Regions from separate parts of the Homo sapiens genome. Here region 2 is linked to region 1. The links are chromatin loops, found by intact Hi-C in ENCODE. Cell type or tissue: B cell. All regions are shown on one strand. Each heading gives the region's core, and the rest is flanking DNA. Links, peaks and the distances in the headings are about the cores only. Region 1 overlaps ETS1 (ETS proto-oncogene 1, transcription factor). Region 2 has its middle 120 kb from the start of MIR6090.

Region 1 (8,431 bases), core at 148-8,147:
AGAACAGGGCCCAGGAGCACACTGCAGTCTCCTGCCCTTGGGACTTGGCAGCCACAATGCAGAGAAGGGACCTTCAATTCCCGTGGTTTGCACCAGCTCCCAGAGGACGAACCCTCTGACGGAATGGTTAGTTTTCCTTTTCTACCAGTGCATTTTCCAAACTGAAATGTCAAGCAGTCATAGGCTGTAGATGCCCTGCCCTGCCCTTTCTCTGTGATGTCAGCATACGGGACCCGGTGAGTCTGGGACAGGGTGAGTACTCGTCAGAGGACTTTTGTCCTCATTGTGACTTTTCCTTTGTTCAAAAGGAATGAAAGAAAAAAAAATTAAATTCAGGCCCTAGAAGCCCAAGTCCTAGGTGCAGAGCTCTCTAACTCTTTTTTTTTTCTGTTTACACCCAAGGAAAGAGGGAGGATAGATAGGAAAAGCAGATACCTAAAGAAATAATGGGAATATGAATGGGAAGAAATCTCTCCCGTTGGCTTCATAATAGGACAGTCAACATAACAGAGATGTCAGTTCCTGGCTCCCTCCCCCGATTCCTGTAGAGAAACCCCACAGGCGCACTCCAGCCTAACTGGTGCACACAGGGCTCACCCTTCAGAAAGCCCACATTTTTGTACCAAGTGAGAGGAGTTCATGATGGCCGCTGAAGCGTCCCCTCTAGCACCTTTTTGCTGACTCCTAAACTGCCTTTTTGTTGTGGGGAGCAAGAGAACTAGGAAAGACATGGAAATGTTCTTCCAGCCAGAAACACTGGGCCAGGGTGGGCGCAGTTCCTGGCTGGGCCCGTGGATGGTCTAATACAGGAGCCTGTCTCCACAGCAATGCATCACCCTCACTTCAGGTCTGGGAGGGGACTTCAGGGCCACTTGGAAACCCAAAGCTTAGAGGCAGCTCTGGGGTTGGAAGGCACACTGGCTACACAGATCCACCAGCGACACCCACATCCAGGCCCATCAGAAGTTCTCACACCCAAGATTGGTGCAGACAATGAATGAGTCCAGCACTCCCAGTTACGACTCTTCTAGAGGGTGTTTCTGTGTGCTTAGCGGAGGTCTGCCCAAATCCACAGGGCTCCAGGACCCCATCCCTTGCCCTTGCTCCAACATATCCTAAACTTGTAAAGCCTCTTCCTCCATTCCCCCTGCAACTCCCCCTTATCCCTGTGCCCAGCCTCTTCCACCTACCCAAATGGACTGTGGTCTCAGTGACCTTTGTCCCCTAGAGCAGAAAACGGTACTAATAATAGCGCCAGTCATGGGAAGGGGAGCTCACATGTTCAATGTGACTCATAATGGTGTCCCTGTCTGGGATCTCCAAGGCAGTCAACAGCACCCTTCACGATGCTGCCCGGGAGTGTCACACATCAGGAATCCAGTGGCATCACTGGGAAAGTATGCTTCTCAAGTCGAAGCTCTGAGCCACAACAACAGAGGGGTCCCTGTTAGAAGGAGGTCTCTTTCCAGAGCCATGCGGGCGGGAGAGCACCACACACACACTCCACACACCCATCTCCCATGGCACGGAGCCTCCACACCCCCTGCTGTCTGCTCCCTCTCCACCCTCCCTCTCAGGCGGCTGCAGGGGAATTTCCTTCTACTGCTTTGTTCTTCTCAGCCTCTGGAGAAGAGGACAGTTCTTACTACACACTGACAGGTCTGATTTGAAGAACGTGCTACAAGCTCTGAAGAAGAAATACCAGGTAGGAACTTGGAGAGCTCCCAAGCCTACAAAGCAAATCACACCAAGGATGTTCACCCCCTAAGGGGACCCCCAAGGCTCCTCAAATCTAAGGCAACAATCTCACTTTTTAAAAAAAGTAAAGCTTCAAGTAAATTACTGCTCATTTGGGTCATATTTCCTTGTCTGGGAGCTGCAAGGCCCACTATCTGTCTCAATGAGGAGCTGGTTATTAAAAATCCCCTGCTATTCTGGTCCCTTGCCCTGAGGCTGAGAACTGAGCAGCATAAATACATATATAGCAATGGGCTAGGACAAGGTGTTAGTAACATGCTCTTGATGGAAATCCCTTCCATTTCCCGATTTGTCAGTATCATTCTTCTCATTTTCCAGATCTGGGAGTTGCCTGCCTGTGACAAGGACATCCTCACAGCAAGTGAACAGGGTCAGGTTGAACTTCACTTTTTCCTTCTACTCCTTCCTCATTTCCATTTCAACCACAAGTTCTCACTCTTGTCACCTGTGCTCTGCTGAGAGGAGAACACAGGAGTTTTCTTCCAAACAGAAGGAGGTCAACGCTGGGCAGGCACCTTCCCAGGCAGTCTCCTCATATTTCCATAGTACATGGCTTACACCAAGACCACCCCATTGGTTTGGTCTCTGTCCATTTCTCCCATCACTAGAATATATGCTGTAAGGACAAGGACTTTGTTTTTTCACTGCTTCAACCCAAAGCCTAGCACAGTGCCTCACCAACAAACACCAACAAACAAAAAATTCTTTGCTGTTGAATGACTGTGTCATTTGACATGTTCTCCCTGAGAACACAGACTATATCTTACTGAGCCATATATCCTCAATGCCAGGTATGATAGCTTGTCTTCAGCAGGTACTCATTAAATATTTTCTAAATTACATTACTGAAACAAACCTCCTCTGAAGAAAGGCATATGGATTAGAAAGTCCGCTCAAATGGCTTCTCTCTATTAAACAATATTTGGGGCCAAACAATATGGGTGACCCTCAGGCTGCATTTCATCAACGTGTTCCCAAAAATGAAAATGACTACCTGTCCTTTGGGAGTTAATTTGCTACTTTAAGAAGCTAATCCCTTTAGCTCTATTCTAAAAGTCAAATCAAATACCTCGGTGTGGGCAGGACACCACATTTATTTTAACCTATGAAACTCTCATGGTTGGTCACCCTTGCAATAGGGCTGACTCTGCCCTGATAGCACACATCTGGCAGGTGGCCCTAAAACAGAGGAACAGGCCTGCTGGCCCCTCCCTTCCAGCCAGGTGTCTCTACCCACAGCCAAACGATGATGGCAAAAACAGAACATTCGAATCCAGAAATGACCCATCTGTTCACAAGTGTATCAATCTGCCTTTCATGCTACCACAGGAGGACGCACCTCTGAGGGTGGGGTGGGTGACTCCCCAGTCCAAGCATCACCCCTTTCTGTCAACCCTCTTCTAAATCACCATTCACAAAGGCCCCTAAATCTCCTGATTTCCATTAAGTTTAAGGACAAAACAGAAAACATCCTGACAGTTTCTTGGCCTCTGGACCAAGCTCAACCTGAAGCTGCACAAAGTCTTGTTGCCTGAGGATGAATAACTCAAGAAACTGTATTGCTGGACTGACTGGCAATCAAGACCCTGAGAAAATTATTTTAAGAAGATTAAGGGCCAGGAGTGCTTGATATTTTGGCTGAGTTCTATGTCTCTCATTTCTTCTGAGTTGTATATTTTCTTTGCCCCACCCTGACCCAATCTTATCTCATCTCTAACACACTCCATGTATAACATTCTATAACTGGCCAATACGGCCGTGGTTTAAAGACTCACTCTGTGTCAGTATATTCTATAAACGTGTTCCTGTATCAGTGGCTAATAACTCAAGGGCAGTGATTGGGAATATAACTTCCAATAATTCAACTCAAACAACAAAGAACATTCTGACAGGTGTTTGGAAAGCATACTTGCTGAACACGATGATGAACAAACAACAACTTTATAAACTTGTATTTGTTGCTGAGATAGCCAGTATCTAACCATGAAAAAGAGTGAGAAAACAGCTCTCAAATCAGTTAAAACCAGTCTTTGACTGCCGAGTTCATGTCTCTTGCATGTTAGATCAAAAACGAAAGGAGGAGGAGTGTCAAAAAATTTAAAAATAAAAGCCATTTTACATGTCAGGCAGTGGAGTACTGAGTGATGACGGCATCCTATAAAATTAAAATATATGATGCCTGTGGGAAAGCCCCGGGTAGGGAGTTGAGGGTACGAGGCTTTGATATCAGTTCTTACCTGAATCACCATATGCAATCTTATGCAACTCATTTAATCTCTCTGGGCTTTACTTTTTCCTTTCCTAAAATGGAAATAGTAATCTCTGCTTCTCTTTAGTTTATAAAAATGTAAATTAAGTCCTTATTACAAAAATCTGCATATATACATATATATAGACAGAGAGAGAGAAAGACACTTAAAGAGGTGAACAATTTAGGAGCAACTGAATATACAATAATGGAATTACAAAGAAGAATGAAACAACAGAAAATATATTTTTAAAAACAATTTTCAGTAAAAAACAAGAAAAAAGATGCATTTAAAAAAAATTGTAAAAGCACTAGAAAAAATCTAATTAGACTTCCAAGGATTAAATTGGCCTTCGTATGGCAACTTTGAAAAAGTAGAAAGTTGGAGGTTAAGGAAAAAAAAGTTACAGTATACGAATGTAAAAATTTTTAATATTTTCAATGAGAATAAGCATTTAGGACTTTTTTAAGTTAGGGAAGACTCTGAAATCCTTGTTCCCATGTTAAAAGTGCACACGCACCAAAAGAGACAGCAGATGCAAACTGCTTTGCAAGTGAAAGTATCACAGGCATATATGGTTTAGGGAAATCTTGGCCACAGATGGACTTAGATCCTCTTTTCCCGATGCACCTTTTTCCTTAGTTATTCATGTCCCTCACCAAGTATTCTTCACCTAAGTATTGTATAGAGCTCACCTAGAGCAAGTTCAACACCGTTCCCCACAAATGCCAATAGTTTGGGCCCAAAGAGACGGGTCCCACCAGCATTAACTGGGGTTCAAGCAGAACCTCTTGTCCAGCCATCAGGGCCCAAGACAGGCTTGACAGCAAGACCAGGTGGCTGGCAACTGGCCAGTGGAGTCCTCCCACCTGGAACAGGGTTAAGTGAGGCTTATTTGGCCAGTCTGACTTGGGTCTGAGAACAAGACAGTTACACATTTTTAGGGTATGAGGGAAAGACCTTTGTTTTTGCTCTGGCTCTGCACACCTGCAAGTGCTCAAGTACACATGTGTGGGGGCGGCAGCAGGAGAAAGGGGACTGTTCCTCTCTTAAAGGGGCAGTCTCTATTCAAATGCAACCACCTCTTTCTTCTAAACCCATCAGTAACTCTGTCTAACACATTCAAGCTAACACTCAGACACAAACTTGGACAGTGAGCCAGTGAAGCTCAAGTCAGGAAGTGGGTTTCTTTATAGCTCTTTCCTCCTGATGTCTTCTAGGTAACCGGTTCTTTTAAGAAGTCACCAGAGATGGGTTAGGTTTGGATTTGGGGGAAGGGGATAAGAATTTTGTTATAAACCAAAGAAAAGGTTTTTCCAGCCACTATAAATGTACAAAGAAAAATCTTCCTAAGTGTGTAGGTAATGAGAAGAAAGAAAGATATGTTCACTGATCAGGGTTAGAAAACAGGACTTTAGAAGTCTGAAGATTATAGTCTTTTCTCAGTAGGATTCTCAACTTGCTCTCTGGAATTTATTTTATCCTAGGGGTTAAGTTTTCCCTGCATGTCAACAATGAGAGAAATCACTAGTTAGGTATAATAGAATCCTTGGAAGGTAGTTGAACTAGATCCTAAGTGATCATTTGCACACCGAATTTTGTAAGCATTTATCCAGCATATAATCTCTGAACACTCCTCAAACGTAGCCAGAGTGTGTTGAATAGCAAAACACAATATTAACAACTGCATGGAGGTAGCGGAACAAGTACTTTTTGTTTCACCATAACGTGATAAGCTGAAAGTGTCCTACCTACGCCTTTAAAGAAAAAAAGAACAGAGAACCTAGCCTTGAGAGGCCTCCATAAGAAACTCCACCGCCTCAGCTCTGAATGTCAAACACCTCCACAGACCTGTGCCCTGTGAGCATCTCCAACAAAGCAAGTCCCATCCTTGTTTCAGAGTTTAAACTTTCACATTCAATCACTCTAGGAGAACTTTCACTCTCATTATCTCTCAGGGAGAGGTGAGTCATACAAAAGACAATAAAGTTTGGGGAGTTACAGTCAACAACATGCATTGAACTCAGAAGCCCATCACGGACTACTGAGAGTGTCGGGACACATGGTCTTGAGTCCTGCCACATGGAAAAGCTGTGCTGGTCTCAACAAGCCATGTTTACAGCTCAGGTCCCTGCAGCTGTCACACTACCTGTTCTACTCAGTTCTCCTGCTTCAGGGAACATAATTGACTGGCTCTACCATGTCCACACCAGCACCCCTCATCCTGGGGACTGCTCCAGCCAGGGACTGAGCACAGTGAGGGCATGCAGGTCCACCCCTGTGAGACACAGAGCTCCTCCAGCAGACGACCTTGACCCAAAGATCCCCTGGGCCCAGCCAAAGTTTTCTTAGAATGGAGCTGCAGTTGAGGGCTCTTTCTACCCAAATCTCCTCCTTCCAGACCTGCAGCATGGTCTGAAGGTTCCGCTGCCTTCTCTTCGCTGCCTTTTTTTCCTTCATAGATGCTCCTTCCGTAAACATCTTGCACATCTAATCATGTCTTGGCACCTGCTTTCCGGCACACTCAAACTAACACAGTATTTTGAATATTTTCTGACATGTGAAAACCCTGAAAGTCATCTTATTTGTTGTTTGCTGTGTAACATTGGGCTAGACCTCCTCCTCTAAAAAGAAAAAAAAAAGTCTCGATTCCCTCATTTATACAATGGGCATAACAGAAACTTCCTCATGTGATATTTGGTGAAGGATTTAAAAAGTCAGTGTATATGAAGGAGTCTAAGCACACAGTAGGAACTTAATACATCTGGGATTGAGCTAAATAATTGAAAAGACCTAATTATTATTAAATGCCTGCTACGCCCCATGACACTGCCAGCAATTACTGCAATTCTATAAGTAAAATGCGTTGTTCCCTGGCCTCAAGGAACTTAGAATTATACTGGAAAAATAAAAGGTTTGGAGAATACTATGGAATGTAGGTGACAGCTAGCACTTAGAGCCTAGCTTCCTGTATACCCAGCACTGCTCCAAGTGCTCTCCATAAACTAATTCATTAGTTCTCACAACAAGCCTATGGTATAGAAACTATTATTACTGCCATTTGCAGATGAGAAAACAGATACAGAGATGTTAGCTTGCCAAAGGTTACACAGCTGCTCACTGGCAGGGCCTGACTCCATGCTCTCAATTCTACAGGGATGGCCCCTGAATGTTGCCCTTGGTAAAACTGCATGGGATGACCACTCTTTCTTGTGTTTAACTTGGACTTCTCTACCTGCAGGCATCCCCAAGTGACTGATGGGGTGCTGATGAGTGCTCCAACCTGCAGGCATCACATGCAAGTCACCTTAGGGAGACAGGAAGGGCAGCGCTTCTCTTGAATGAGCCTCTACAAAGAGCAGCAGCTGCTCACTCTCTGCAGCAGGGGAGGCCGTCCAGAGAAAAGAAAGAAGTGCCAAGGGGGCAAAGGCAGGGTCATCTGGGACACCTGGCAGGGCCTTTCCCAACAGAGGTGATGGGGAGTTTCCGAGGCCTGTTGTTTAAAGGCAATAAAGACTGGTGTGGATGTCTCAGCAGCACGCTGGCTGCATTCTGCTCAGTGGAAACATTTTGCTTCCTCCAAAGGTGGAGCTTCAAACTGGAGACAGAGTGGAATTCCAGAACAGTCACCACCCAATTCCATTATTTGTAGTGAGACTTTATTAAAGAAACAGTGACCCCAAAAATCTAAGACTCAGAGACTCTTCCTCTAAAACAGGCAGTGGGCTATACCCAGAATAGAGGGGTCAACCCGTGAGTCTCCTGGTATCCAAAATCCAGGCACCCTCAAGACCTCAGAGAGTTGTAAACAGCACCAGGGTGCAGGATGTATTGTACAGTATGAATAGATCCCTTCTGTCCAAAGACTGCTTGCAAGGTATTACCGCAGCTGAATCAAGACACTAAGATGCTTCAGCCAGTTGTGGTCTTTGAAAGCCATGACAGAAATAGGCAATCACCACTTTCCACGTTTTTTAAAAGACATTTAGAAAAAAAAAAGTTCATAGTGAGGACGAATCTTTTTACCATGTGATCTTTTTCTACTGGTAGCAGATGATTAAGAAAAATTCATACAAAACTAATTAGATAGGAGGCAGAAACAGTGGAATTACTCACAGGCAATAGAAAAGAGCTTTGCCTCCCAACCAGTTCAAATCTTCCCGGGAATTTTCCTCCTCAGTGCTCCAAAGTATTTTCCCGTCAATCACATAACTGAGCAGCATGTGAGTCTATTACTCCACTGAGATCCCCAGGTCCACGCCAGGCACCCCTTTAGGATCCACTGCTAAACCCAGCACCGTGAATGGAATCCCTGCCAGCATCTCAGCTGCTGGCTGACAGGAAGGCTCTATTTAAGCTGAGGGGGCTGCCAGCTTCCTGCAACTAGTTAATCACAACAGCCTCTGAGCAAGAAAGGGAAGACA
Region 2 (8,431 bases), core at 393-8,392, 72 kb before region 1:
AGGAACACAGCTGGCCTGCAGCAGAAACGGGGTTGACACTCACATCTGCATGATTCCAAGGGCCCCTGCTGCCCCAGGCTCTGCTCCTTCCTCCAATGCTTCCTGGGAATCTGGGTAGTCTTTCATTTTACTAAAATGAAATTCCTAAAGTTCTCCTTTAAAATGAAAGTTTTTTATCTCCATTCACAAAAAGAAAAAAAAAAAGAAAGAAAACATCCTCTGACCAATGGAAAAAATAATCCATTGCTTTGCTTGCTGGCAAAGGGCCCAATCGTGTGGGCCAGGCTGTGAAAGAGAGGGAGAAAGATTCTCATGGAAAGCAACCACTCCACCCACTCATATTTGTGTTTTTCTGAGGTTAGCCCAGGGCCCCCACCACTGACCAGCACATCACTTTGGTGACTGTTCCCACCATCAGCACCCAGATAGCACAGAGGGCTGAGGCATTCGAATCTTATCACCCCTATTAAAAGATAAAACCTAAAATTCAACCCTTATCAATATAAGCTTCATGCACTCCATTCAGCGCTTACAAGGAAAGCATACAATATGTTTCTGATTGTGGCTCAAGTCAGACCCAGGCAGCCTTTGCCTTGCCAGTGCGGCCTTGAAAAAGGTAATTAAAAACAGAGTAGTCTGCTTTGTTTTGATATTGGCCAGACCTTCTCTTTAGGAAATATATGGTAATAAAATGGATGAAATGAGGGGTAAAAAGAATGAAATCAACATCCTTTAGCAAAGTCACCCAAATGCTTTGTGAAGATCCATGTTTCTTCCTCGTGGGCTGTTCACAGTTAATTTGTGATCCCATCTTCATCTCACTCATCCGCCCATTCACTCATTCAATGTGTGTGAATGCCCTCCATAAATTTGTACTGTGCTAGTCACTGAAGTACAGAGCTGAATAAAACAAGACTGCTTCTCTCAAGGAGAGGAGAGGATAAAGGATATAAACAAATAATTATTTTGGAAAGGATCTTAGTCTACCTCTCCAGCTTTTACTAACACCATGATGAACTCTGCCCCCCACTACAGTTTCACGCTGCGTTTCACACTATGTTCTGCAAGCACCTGATGACTTGAAGCCTCACAAAGGCATCATCCTTTGCCTTCAAGATGTGGCCTCTGTTTCTCCTTTCACTACTGGTGTGCTACCCTGCCCTCTCTTCCCAGTTAATTCTTACTCATCCTTCTAGGCTCAGCTCAGGTGTCAGTTTATCCAAAAGGTAACAATGATGTCTCCTCCCCATAGGTTATGTGTCCCTCCCATCAGCTCCCAAAGAATGTCTCAGATTTTCCCAACACACCCTTCACACACTTAACATTGTAATTATCTGGATATTTTTCTTTCTCGTTTACTATATTGAGAAGGCTAAGAGGGAATGGAGTCACGTTACAATTGTTTTGGAGCCTAGCTCAATGCACAACGTACAAGTGCTCAAGAAATGTGGAAAGAAGAAATTAACTGTTTTTGTATAAAGGAGGGAGAGGTCAATTCTGGAGTAGGGAATCAGAGAGGGCTTCACAGAAACTATTGAATTGAATCTTGAAGAATTAACGTAAATTCACCAGATGGACAAGTTTCAGAAAAAAACTTTCCAGGAAAAACAAACAGTACATACAAAACCAAAAAGAAAGAAAACAAACATTCAAAGAAATGTAAGTATTTAACATGTCTGGGGTATAAATTGCGATGATTAAAATTTGGCTATGATTAAGAAGTTCACCCTCACCAATGTGAATGGGCATCATCCAATCCACTGAAGGTCCAAGTAGAACAAAGAGACAGAGGGAGGGTAAATTCTTTCTCTTTTTTAGAGCTAGGACATCCAACTCTTCCTACCCTAGGATATCAGAGCTTCAGGTTCCTGGGCCTTTAGAATCCAGGACTTAACACTGGTGCCCACCCCCCTTCCAGCACTACTTCTACCCCCAGCCTCATTGCCACCCTGGGTTCTCAGGTCTTTGGACTCAGTCTAAATTACACCACTGGCTTTCCTCATTCTCAAGTTTGCAGATGAAATATCATGGGACTTCCTGGCTTCCATAATCACATGAGACAATTGCCCTAATAAATCACCTCTTATATATTTATATATAGCCCCTTGGTTCTGTTTCTCTGCAGAACACTGACTAATACATAGATTATCAAGTGGTAAAGTAGCAAGAGATGAGGTTGGAGAAATACACATGGAGTAAACCATGGAAGGGGTAATACATTTGCATCGTATCCTATAGGCGTGTAATAGAGAATATAATCCTTACCGTTTCCCTCGCCAGCATATGCACAAGAGATAATTCTAATAGTGTGCTAACACAACACAACATGAAAAGCAAATCTACTGTACAGAAAATAATCTATATTTTGAAACTAAATAGGTACAACTTTGAAGTATTCACTAGTTTTGATGATCTACTCAATTTCAGCAACACAGGGGATAATGGGACTTATTTAGGGAAAAAAAAATTGTTTAAGCTCCACCTGAATTAGGTCGTCAGACCCTGAGGTCCAGGCATGCATGTTTTGAAAAAAATCTTCACAAGTAATTTCAGTATGCACACACACACACTAACACACACACACACACACACACACACTACTCAAACAAACTGGGCTTAGGGGAACACATGCTCTCTAAATCCATTGTCCTGTCATTTGTCTTCACTGATGTGTTAGTTCTTTAAAATGCCTGGTTTCGAACTTTGCAAAATGATGCATTTTTCCCTGGCTTACTCTTCGTTCTCAAACTAGGTTTTAACACAACCCATTTGATATAGAAAGAAGCTGTCTGAGACAGACTGCCAAGGTCAGAGCAAACAAATGTAATCCTGAGAACCGAAAGATGGATGCATGTTCAAGGGAGATGTGATTCTCCTTCTCTTGTTTGTGAAGAGCCATTAGACAAATAAACCGTTGGGACAAGTCTAGAGGTGTTGGACCAGGCGCACTCTGCTAGTGTGATGATCAATGACGGACACCAGCCAGCTGTCAGCAGAGGCTGCAGACCAGAGGGAAGGGCTGATCCTCACTCCTTCCTCAGCAGGGACCACCAGCCTCTTGCATAGTCAGGGACTCAGCAAATCAAGTTTTCCTCCATAGGTTAAAGCTAAACTTTAAACATATCTTCCATTGTTGATTGTTCACTCAGTCCCAGGATTAGGAGCGTCCAATATACTTGCAGTATTCTATAGTTCTGAACTCTAATCAAGATAAATAACTGTATGGTTATGAGTAGTGACAGGAACCATCAGGGAAATGCAAATCAAAATCGAAACGAGATACCACCTAACACCCACAAGGATGACTGGAATCAAAAATATAGACAATAACCAGTGTTGGGGAGGATATGAGAAAATTAGGACCCTGATACATCCTAGTGAGAATATAAGATGGTACAGCTGCTTTGAAAAGTCTAGAAGTTCCTTAGAAGTTTAAACATAGTTACCAAATGACCCAGCAATTCCATGGAGGTAGATACCTAAAAGAAACGAAAACATATGTCCACACAAAAACTTGTAAAAGAATGTTGACAGCAGCTCTGTTCATAATAACCAAAAAGTGGAAACAACTCAAAGGTTCATCAACTGATGAATGGACACAGCTTGTGTGGTACAGAAATATATATATATATATATATATATATATATAATATTGTATATCTATTTATTATGTATTGTATATATCTATGTGTATATATAATCATTTGCACATAACATTTCAGTCAATGACCAACCGCAGTGCTCCCATAAGATGATAATACTGTATTTTTACTGTACCTTTTCTCTGTTTAGATACACAAATACTTTCCATTGTGTTACAATTGCCTACAGTATTCAGTACAGTCACATGCTGTACATGTCTGTACCCTAGGAGCCATAGGCTATACCATATAGTTTAGGTGTGTAGTAGGCTGTACCACCTAGAGTTGTGTAAGTACACTCTAGGATGTTTGCATACTATAATATTGCCTAATGACACATTTTTCAGAATGTATCCCTGTTTTTTTGTTGGTGGTGGTGGTGGTTTTTTTTTTTTTTTTTTTTTTTTTTTTTTTTTTTTTTTGAGACAGAGTTTTGCTCTTGTTGCCCAGGCTGGACTGCAGTGTTGCGATCTCAGCTCACTGCAACCTCCACCTCCCGGATTCAAGCGATTCTCCTGCCTCAGCCTCCCAAGTAGCTGCAATTACAGGCATGCGCCACCACCCCCAGCTAATTTTGTATTTTTAGTAGAGACAGGGTTTCTCCACATTGGTCAGACTGGTCTCGAACTCCTGACCTCAGGTGATCTGCTCACCTCGGCCTCCCAAAGTGCTGGGATTACAGACATGAGCCACTGTGCCCAGCCAAATGTATTCCTGTTTTTAAGTGATGCATGACTACTGTATATGTGGAGGTGGGGAGACAGAAACAGAGACAGAGAGAGAGAGAGAGAGAGAAATACTGAGACCTAGAAAGCTTGAATAACTCATTTCAAGTCAAGAGCAACTTAATGGTAAACTTGGATCAAAACACAAAACACTATTCTTTTTAGTCCTGTATTGTTTCCACTATATCACAATACAGTGTTCAATAGTTCTCTTTAAATCACATACCAGGAGCTAAATTTACTGAAGTATTACAAAACCACCAAATGAGCTTTCACAGGAGACCTAAAAGAGGAAATTAAAGATGCAAATAGTTTAAGAAAAATCTGTGTTTGATTCAGAAACTTAAAACCAGTTTCTTCAAAAACTTGTTAAAAGAGAAAGAAACAGGCATTTTTACCCAAAGAAAGAAATACCATATTCTAGAGATTCACTAAATAATTTTTATGATTCTCTATGCTACTTTCAAGAAACTCTGACTTCAGTTATGTAGACTAAGGTGACAAGAACCATTTATGTAATCAACTGTAATTACATGAAATTCTCTCTTTAGCACATGGTACCCACTGAATGTGGCACAAAAGAGGATATGATCAGTTGATTCAGGATGATGTCATTTCCATGATTCTAAACCAAGAATCTTCAAGAAAGCCTGGGCTGCAAGTTCCAGGGTCAAATTGCAGACTGCTTGCAGAGAGTGGCTCTGCTATTCCAAGAACCTCAGATGGCTCACTGGAGTGATCTGCTTTAGATAGTGTGATCATATGTCTTGAAATTTCCATGACAGTCTTGTTTATACATGTTGCTCCAGAATATTTATTATAGTGCTCTCTTTCACAATCAGAGGTGTTCCGCTTTGAATGGTGAGTTATAAAATAGTTACCCTAGCCATGTGGAGTGTGCTCGCTCACTTAACATTCAACATGCAGTAAGCCACTTTCACACATGGCCCTGTGCTCACGACTTAATAGAGGTTATTAGGCAAACCCAGCTTCACTCTGCTAAAGGTATTTTATTTTAAAATTACTCAAAGCCTGTCTGAATTCCACCCTAACTCCATAACAGACATTGGGTGCCTTCAGGAAATTACTTAGCTTCCCTCTGGTTTATTCATGTTTACTATGAAATGGGAATAATTGCATCAGTCTTACCACACCAGGTAATAAATAATGGTCGAGGAAGTAATTAGGCTTAGAAGCTGGATAGAAACTAAGATGCCTAAGTACTAATTAGGAATACAGCTGAGTAGATTGTGGTTGATGGCCGTCCAAATGAATATGTCACCTCTAATTTCTGCCTTGTTTCTTGTCTTATTTTAATTGTATCTATCTTCTAAGTGTCTTATCTTTACAAAGTACCAATCCTGAACCAACGAGGTTAGATGCTTAATTTTTCTCGTGTTTTGCTGGGCATTTGCTGGCTCTAACAGCAAAGGGGCATTAACCTAACCAAAAATAAAATGGTTTCATATCATTATAAAAATTATTCTGTCAGTGTGAAATGCCATAACAAAAAAGCTTGTATATGTTGATGTCATATATATATATTTATATTTATGTATTCATTTATTCTTATTTTACATATATAGTTATTTGTGGATAAGCAGTTTTGGTGAAGAATAGCTAGTATGTTTTTGAGTAGTGTCAAGGCCTATACTTTTGAGCTATTTTCTAACTCCAAACAGATCTAGAATCAATTAACCTTTACCAAGGGCCTGCTATATTTCAGGGTCTGGACTGAACAGACGATTATGTCATTGAATCTTCATTGAATTCCTGCATAATGGATATTCTGATTCTCATTTTGCAGGTGAGTTACCTAAAATTTAGAAAGAAAAAAGTAATTTACTCAAAGTCACATAAGTAATAAAGGAAATAAAATTAAAACTCGTCTTCTAACTTCAAAACTAGTTCCCTGTGCAACTACAGTATATGCCAACAGGCATGGTTGCTGAGAGAAGCAACTGAGGTGAAGAGGTAGCCACCAGATGGACCATGCATATTTTTCATATTAAAATGATTAAATCTCTTGCAACGAGAATGGCCTATAAATAATAAGAAGCTTTTTCTCCATGTACTACTCTATTTGCAGATCCTTAGAAGTCCGGATTCTATTTTTAATTCTTTATGTTTTTCTGGTTACAGAATTCCTATATAATTAAAATGAGAAAAGCAAGGAAAAAAGGAAACTATTCCTTGGAATTTCTTTCATGCTCTGTTCCCAGCCTGTGTGTGTATTTTTTAGTGTGTTTTTAAAAGGTTGCATTGACTCAGCAACAGGATAGCCAGCTACGTGACAGTTCATCTCTGGTTTCTATTACCCGTGATGAATGCCAGGGATCGTGTTTATACTCTTGAGTCTATACACCAGTTATGGTCTTAGGGAATTTGGTTGCGGCTCTGATTAAAAAAAAAAAAAAAAAAAAGTGTGGGGGTGAGGGGTTTGGACAGGAGGCCAAGAAGCTAAGCAGGGAGCTGCAGGCATTTCACAAGCTGTTGGGGTGCAGGGTGATGGGCCCATGAAAGAGTGACTCCCTAGTCCTGGATTCTGAGTGCAAAGTATAGCCTTCTCTGTTCTTGATGCTACCAGACTGTATTCAGGAACACTTAAGAGAAATGATGGAAGTCAGAGCTGAAAGCTGTGTCCTCGCCAGATCAGTGGAAGGGCACGACAATCATTCAGCTAACGAAGGAAACTCCTTGGCTAGCCATGAGTTCATTATAACCAAAAGTGGGAGTGGGCAGGATGGGGTGTTGAGGGATACATGAATTGTTGAGCAACTGCTTTGGAAGGGCACCAAACTTCATGTTTGTTCCCTTGCACACTTGTCCTTTCCATAATTCATAGAATAATTCTATCTAAAGGTTAATATAGACCTTGAAGTTCTCCTAGCCCAGCCCCCACTTCACGTTTGAATGTTTTCTATCACATCTCACCAAACATCATGCCTGGGTAAGTCCAGGAATAAATAACTCATTGCTTCCTGAGCCATCCCAGCTCATTTTGAGGCAACTCTAACTATTTGAAAAACCATCATTCATTTATTCAATAAATATTTATTAAATGCCAACTAAGTGCCCAAGCCTGGTTTTAGATGATAGAAAAAAAAAGTAAACAAACAAGCACCCCGCACGCCCCCACCAAAAAAATCCCTACTTTCATGAAGTTTGCTTTTCTTACACTAAGCCAAGCTAAAAGTTGATCTTACCTAACCTTCTTCCTCACTGAGCTACTTACAACCCTCTAGGTCCTCTCATTAGGCATGGGAAAAGTGCTTAGTTCTTCTCCCATGTAAATATTTAAAGACACTGGTAGTACCCCGTTTGGCCTTGTCTTTTTAGTTCCTACATTTATCCATAGTTACATGTTTTCAAGGCTCTTCACTACACCGGCTCCAAATTTCTGGGCTTGTTCTGCTTCGTTGTTCTTCCTTTTCAAGTGCAATCCTCAGAAGTTAATCAGCTACTCCAGATGAGTTCTGACCAGCACAGAATATAGCAGCGGCATCATTACCTTGTTCTAGTTCTCGGATGTCCATTAATACAATCTGAGTTTAAGTTGCCATTTTTGATTTCACAAATCACTGCTGATGCACATGAAACTCAGCTAATTTTTTCAACCCTGTTATTATGTAAGATACTTACTTAGATTGGAAATAGGTCCACAGCAACCAGCAACAACCACACTGCTCATGAGATTCTCCTGAAAAACAAGCTCAGCCTCCCTCAAAGAGAGCTACGGGACATTTTCAGCCAGCCTGAAGACCACAAGTGTGCCTGGTGCCAGCCAGAATTGTCTTCCATTGAGAGAATTTGCAGATTCTAGTAAATCTCAAGTCTAAACCTCAGCTAAATTATTTAGAAACAATGAGCAAGGGCAGCTCTAACTTGGCCCAATATCTGCAATAATAAAAGTTAATACATTTTGAGCACTGCATACATTATCTAATTTAATCTTCACAACATCCTTTTGAGGTGGGTACTAATTTTACCAGGACCTTGATTTTGGGATGAGAAAATGAAAGCTTATTGAGATTAATCCCTTGCCCAAACTTAGACAGATTTTAA

What was found. A loop is a pair of places that touch in the nucleus more often than their neighbours do. Peaks named below come from ENCODE experiments on the same cell type or tissue, not always from the same donor. Only the 100,000 strongest peaks of a DNase experiment are listed, where the experiment ranks them.
Region 2: a loop joins it to region 1, with 2.4 times the contacts of the local background. A loop is called at or near these places in 2 of 110 quality-filtered maps.

What each region holds. Positions count from the first base shown.
Region 1 is chr11:128,466,395-128,474,825 of GRCh38, forward strand. The region is part of intron 8 of ETS1 (ETS proto-oncogene 1, transcription factor); the gene reads right to left. Among named protein-coding and RNA genes, the nearest start is that of MIR6090, 52 kb to the right of the region's middle. RefSeq lists enhancers at 3,150-3,309, 3,360-3,479, 3,780-3,829, 3,840-3,939, 4,758-4,877 and 1 more. In B cell, for the core only: no CTCF peak of the experiment used is centred there; DNase peaks (open chromatin) are centred at 2,237, 2,967, 5,057, 7,427 and 3 weaker places; H3K4me3 peaks cover 3,255 bases; H3K27ac peaks cover 8,000 bases.
Region 2 is chr11:128,394,322-128,402,752 of GRCh38, forward strand. No RefSeq gene overlaps it. Among named protein-coding and RNA genes, the nearest start is that of MIR6090, 120 kb to the right of the region's middle. In B cell, for the core only: no CTCF peak of the experiment used is centred there; DNase peaks (open chromatin) are centred at 4,660 and 4,790; H3K4me3 peaks cover 566 bases; H3K27ac peaks cover 2,101 bases.